2 separate regions of the Homo sapiens genome follow, and region 1 is linked to region 2. A link is an interaction called in ENCODE POLR2A ChIA-PET data of the cell type or tissue named here. Cell type or tissue: PC-9. All regions are shown on one strand. Each heading gives the region's core, and the rest is flanking DNA. Links, peaks and the distances in the headings are about the cores only.

What was found. Peaks named below come from ENCODE experiments on the same cell type or tissue, not always from the same donor. Only the 100,000 strongest peaks of a DNase experiment are listed, where the experiment ranks them.
Region 1: POLR2A ChIA-PET joins it to region 2 with 11 read pairs; 5 of 35 experiments call an interaction of 5 or more read pairs at or near these places.

The regions. Positions count from the first base shown.
Region 1 is chr2:231,965,738-231,968,652 of GRCh38, forward strand. All of the region lies in intron 1 of DIS3L2 (DIS3 like 3'-5' exoribonuclease 2), which reads left to right. Among named protein-coding and RNA genes, the nearest start is that of DIS3L2, 5.5 kb to the left of the region's middle. In PC-9, for the core only: no CTCF peak of the experiment used is centred there; no DNase peak of the experiment used is centred there.
Region 2 is chr2:232,294,657-232,297,571 of GRCh38, forward strand. The region is part of intron 13 of DIS3L2 (DIS3 like 3'-5' exoribonuclease 2); the gene reads left to right. Among named protein-coding and RNA genes, the nearest start is that of ALPP, 83 kb to the right of the region's middle. In PC-9, for the core only: no CTCF peak of the experiment used is centred there; a DNase peak (open chromatin) is centred at 1,515.

The DNA.
Region 1 (2,915 bases), core at 282-2,781, 330 kb before region 2:
TGGCTGTGACAAGTGTTTTAGAGAAATCACTGAAATGACATTTTAACTGATGTCTACAAGATGCACAGGAAGAGAACAGTGCTCTAATCAAAGCAGACCCTCTGATGCCACGTCCATGTTGCCCTGGCTGGAGTGCAGTGGTGAGATCACGGCTTACTGTGGCCTCGACCTTCTGGGCTCAGGCGATCCTCCTGCTTCAACCTCCCGAAGTTCTGGGATTATAGATGTAAGCCACCATGCCCAGCCTGTCCTTTTATTTTATCCTTCAAAAAGTTTTTGTTTTACAGAAGGAGTTTCATGAAATGCTATTGAGCATGAGTAAAAGTAAAACTGGGCCTGGAATGAGTGGATAGATCCCTCTGAGGTCTGGCCATCGATACCATTTTTGCTGATGTCAGGGAGTGGAGACTTGACCAGAATTCTTCTTCTTCTTCTTTTTTTTTTTTTTTGAGACAGAGACTTACTCTGTTGCCCAGGCTGGAGTGCAGTGGCACGATCTCAGCTTACTGCAACCTCCGCCTTGTGGGCTGAAGTGATTCTCCAGCCTCAGCCTCGTGAGTAGCTGGGACTACAAGCTCACGCCACCACGCCTGGCTAATTTTTTGTATTTTAAGTAGAGACGGGGTTTCACCATGTTGGCCAGGCTGGTCTCAAACTCCTGACCTCAAGCAATCCACCCGCCTTGCCCTCCCAAAGTGCTGGGATTACAGACGTGAGCCACTGAGCCACTGTGCCTGGCCTTTTTGAGACAGAATCTCACTCTGCTGCCCAGGCTGGAGTGCAGTAGTGTGATCATAGCTCACTGTAACCTTGAACTCCCAGGCTCGAGTGATCTTCCCACCTGAGCCTCTTGAGTAGCTGGGTCTACAGGCATGAGCCACCATGCCCAGCTAGTTAAAAAACATTTTTTTTTTTTTTTTTTTTTTTTTTTTTTTTTTGTGGAGACAGGGTCTTGCTATGTTGCTCAGGCTTGTCTGAAACTCTTGGCCTCAAGTGATCCTCCTGCCTCAGCCTCTCAAATATTGGAGTTACAGGCATGAATCACTGTGCCCATCCCAGAAATCTTGTTGTCTTTATTAAACTGAGAGTGGTGGTAGAATGGCAGAAGATGCTCCTTTTTGTCATGTAACATGAAGTAGAAGGATTTGAAGGGTTTTTCGTATAGAAGGTATTTTATTTGGAACCATAGCAAGAACTTGATGCCTTAGAGTAGTTATTACGTGACCAGTTATGTTGAGGCAAGACTTGATGAAGTTTAGTCAACTGTTAGTCCACCTACTTTTGATTTCTTTCTTGCCCTAATAACAGGCTGCCTCTGGGATGTACTAATGATGACAGATGAGACACTGGTCACACTGGTAGGAAGGGACTTCATGTGGTGCAAAGTACCTTGAAATTATCTCTGATGAAATCATGAGGGGAGAAGGGCTGATGAAGTACCCTGCCCTCAGTAAAGTATTGGTGGAGTGTCTGGTAGACACGGAGAGGTTGTGTGACCCAAACCGGATGAGGCAGGAAGTTATATAATGCTAATTGAAGAATTCTGCATTATAAGTTCCTTTTTGGTCCTCCTCTAATGAAATTGGATTGTTTCTATTTCCCATTAGGCTTTGGTGAGGAGAAGTTTGTGGTGATTATCTAGATGCTGAGGGATTCAGAGAGAAGCCCCAAACATTTCTGTTTAACTTCATTTTTTTAGGGACCAGCTTTCCACATGGGAAATAGTTGCCTTTTTCTCTGATGTCTGCCACTGTTAGCTTTAATCACTTTTAAAAGGTTGAATGCAAAACTCTAGCAACAGTTATACCAAGAAGGAGCTATTATTATTTTTGTTTAATCCTTTTACTTATGGCACAGTATTAAACAAGGTCAGAAATTTACATGTTTCTTTTTAATTTTAGTTAAGTTTTGTAAATGAAAAAAAGAATTGTTCTGAGATTTTTTTGTTGAAATAATGCATTTATTTTCTTTATGTTTCACTGAATTTTTGCCAGTTCAAATCAGTCTTTTATAATAGTTTGCAAGTAAGGATGCCTTATAAGTTTTATGACTGAAATATGTCTTATTAACAAAAAACAATTTTTAATAAATGAATTAGGGCCCAATTTGTGTTGTGTAGGATTATTATTGGTTAAGACCATATTTTTTTGATTTATTTAAAAAATTTATTTGATTGATTTAAGACTGATTTATTGAGGTATAGTTGACAGGTTATAAACTCTAAAGTGTACAGTTTGTTAAGTTTTGACATATGTGTGTACTTGTAAGACTATCATCACAAACAGGACATTGATCATATCTATTATGCCCAAAGCTGTTTTCATACCCCTGGCTCCCTGATCCCTATCCCAGATAACTGATTTTTTTTTTTTTTTTTTGAGACAGAGTCTTGCTCTGTCACCCAGGCTGGAGTGCAGTGGCATGATCTTGGCTCACTGCAAGCTTCGCCTCCCAGGTTCATACCATTCTCCTGCCTCAGTCTCCCCAGTAGCTGGGACTACAGGCACCTGCCACCATGCCCAGCTAATTTTTGTATTTTTAATAGAGACGGGGTTTCATTGTGTTAGCTAGGATGGTCTTGATCTCCTGACCTCGTGATCCGCCCGCCTCGGTCTCCCAAGTGCTGGGATTACAGGCGTGAGCCACTGCGCTTGGCCTAACTGATGTTTTTATCACTGTACATTAACTTTCATTTCCTAGAATTTCCTCTTATTTTATATAAATGGAACCACACAATATGTAGTTATCCTTCTTTCACTCAGCATAATTGAGAGTCATCCCTGTTGTTAAGTGTATTAGTAGCTGATTCCTCTTTATTGCTGAGTAATATTGCATTGTATGGATGTACCTCAGTTTATTAATACATTTACCTACCAATGGACATGTTGGTTGTTTCCAATTTTAGTTATTAACAA
Region 2 (2,915 bases), core at 192-2,691:
CTTATCCAGTGACTCCCACACTCCTCTCCTTGACCTCTCAGACACTACACCCAGTGATTAGCAACATGGACCATACTTCAGCTGTGCCACTTACTTGGTAATTTGGGCCAAATACTTAATAAACTCTCCTGTAACATAGAGGTAGGAACCGGCTTTGCAGGGCTCTTGCGAGGATTAAATAAGATCAGCGTGAGAGATGCTTAGGACAGAGGACGTGCTTAATAAATATTAGCTCCATTCCAGACATCTGTCACCCAGCCGCTTCCTTCTGTTTTCTTCCCATCAGCCTCTTTCCCATTTATTTCCTTCCTGTTCCCCCGTAGGTCTCCTGGTCCATATGCTGCCGTATTGTATCTCCACTCCCTTACCCCCTTATTCTTCCCTCATACCTTCCTGGCAGATATTCAGCTTGGACCAACCTAACTTTCTTCACACTAATGTCTAAGTTGCTAGAAAAAAATTAACAGTGGGACAGATGCTTGCTACAGTAACTTCAGATCCTGTGGCCTCCGAATACTCCCTGGCAATACTCCCTGGCAATCCTTATGCTCTGCCCAGGTCAACTGTTTTTCCTATTCTCCAAAGGAGCAATTTCAAACCTTCATCACTTTCCTCAAACTCCTTCCCCCATCACACTCCCCATTCTTTGCAGATAATTTGTGTCCTAATTTTCAGGAAAGAACCTAAAAAATCATACTAGGACATTCTAAATCCCCCCTGCCCAATCCACAGATCTTACTGTTATCGCTGCCCATCTTCCTTCCTCTTGCAGCCAAGAAAGGGGTTCCACTTTTGTGTTGGATCCAATCCCTTGTCATCTCAGAGACCTTGAATCTGCAGTTCTCTCTGTCTCTCTTAATGTCTTCTACTCCACCATCCATAGTGCCTTCTTCCTGTCAGCATTGAAACAAGTCTCTGTCATCTTTAAATATACTCCCTTCAAACACCTTCAGTACACTCTCACATCCTCTCATCCTTTCCCATTCCATTTCATGAATCTTGCCTCTTCCCTAGCACTGTCTAATTTGCTAAAAGAGTTGTATTCACTCATGATTGCCATTTCCTGGCTTTCTATTCGTTTTTCAACCTGTCACCCCGATCTCTGCCCCCAGCACTCCCTGCAAGAGTCTTTTCTGATAGATCCAAAGGATTCCTTGTTTGGGAATGTTCTCTGTTACTTGACCTCTTAGAAGGATTTAACGCTGCTGACTATGCCCTCCTTGAGGCATGTTCTCTCTTTGGCTTCTATAATGTCAGAACTCAGAACTCCATAGCCACTCCCCAGTTTCTGTTGTCCAGCTCTTAAATACAGGTGTTTCTCAGGATTCTATCCAGGGCTCTCTTATCCCTTCAGGTTACAATCTTGCTTATAAACTTCAGAACTGTATGTTCAGCAGCCTACTGGCCATCTCCACTAGATGCCTCCCAGGTATGTTAGAATCCGCAATCTCAGATTGAACTCAAACTCTTCTCCCAAACCTGTTTTTCTTCCTTGTCAGGGTGAGTAGCAATAGCATCTGCCCTGCAGCCTGAGCCAGAGAATCCTGAACACTTGTTGACTCTTCCCTCTCTCACTGACTTTATCTCCAGACCATCACCAAGTCCTGTAATGCTGGTGAGGTGAAAGGAGCATGGATTTTGGTTAAAATTCCAGTTCTAATTGTGGTTTGCTCAAACTACTTAATCTTTCTCAGCCTCAAGTTCCTCATCTGTTTAAAGGAAATAGCAATACCTAATTTAAGTGGTTTTTGTCAGGATAAAGGAAAGCCTTTACTTGGTAGGTGATATGGTTTGGCTCTGTGTCCCCACTCAAATCTCACCTTGAATTTTAGTAATCCCTCATGTTGTGGGAGGGACCCAGTGGGAAGTAATTGAATTATGGGGGTGGGCTTTCCCTGTGCTGTTCTCGTGGTAGTGAATAAGCCTCACAGGATCTGATGGTTTTGTAAATGGGAGTTTCCCTGCACAAGCCCTCTTGCCTCTCGCCACGTAAGACTTGCCTTTGCTTCTCCTTTGCCTTCCACCATGATTGTGAGGCCTCCCCAGCCATGTGGAACTGTGAGTCCATTAAACCTCTTTCCTTTATAAATTACCCAGTCTCAGGTATGTATTTATTAGCAGTGTGAGAACAGACTAATACAGTAGGCATTCAATAAATGTGAGTCCTCCATTTAGTAAACATGACTGCTCTTCTGTTCCAGTCCTCTCTCTCCCCTACCCTATCACCACCTCTGCTGACTTGCCTTATTGTTGAGTTGGTGTGAACATAGTTTCCTGACTTTGAGACTCCCCCTGCAATTAGATTTCCCATAGTTCCTTCATGACTAAGGACTAAGTGCTGGTCACCACAGCATTGTGTGGGGTCTGGGAGGCAGATGCCAGATGTTACTGGCACATAATTAGATGTGTATGTACTTCCAAGTCTTGTCTCTTAGCTGTCTCCAACGCCACTGCACCTCCGTAAGCCAAATCCTCATCATCTCATTGGGCTACTGCAGCAGCCCCCTCTAAGGCATTTCTCTATGCCCTCTCTCACTTCAGCCCTTCTCTACCTGACCATCAGAGCTGGTCTTTCTGCCCTGAAACCTGCCATGGCTTCTCTCTTCTGGTGAAGTGAAGTTCACACACTCCTACGTGCAGCCTGCCTTGCCAGCTCATCTCCCTTGCATGCCTGTGCCAGCCCAGTGGCTAAGTCCTCTCTGACCCAGTGACACCTTTCATGATAAGGGAGCAAGAAGGATGCTTAGATACTGATTGAGAAGCTGAATACTATACTTCTTGGGTCTAGTGGCTAGTAGGACAGGCATAAGACACTCAGCTAAGACCAGCTGTCCAGAAAACTGGGACCAAAAGACACAGGAAACCCAGGAGGGCTTAGAATTCTGTAAGAATCACCAGTCATAAAATAAGGAGGA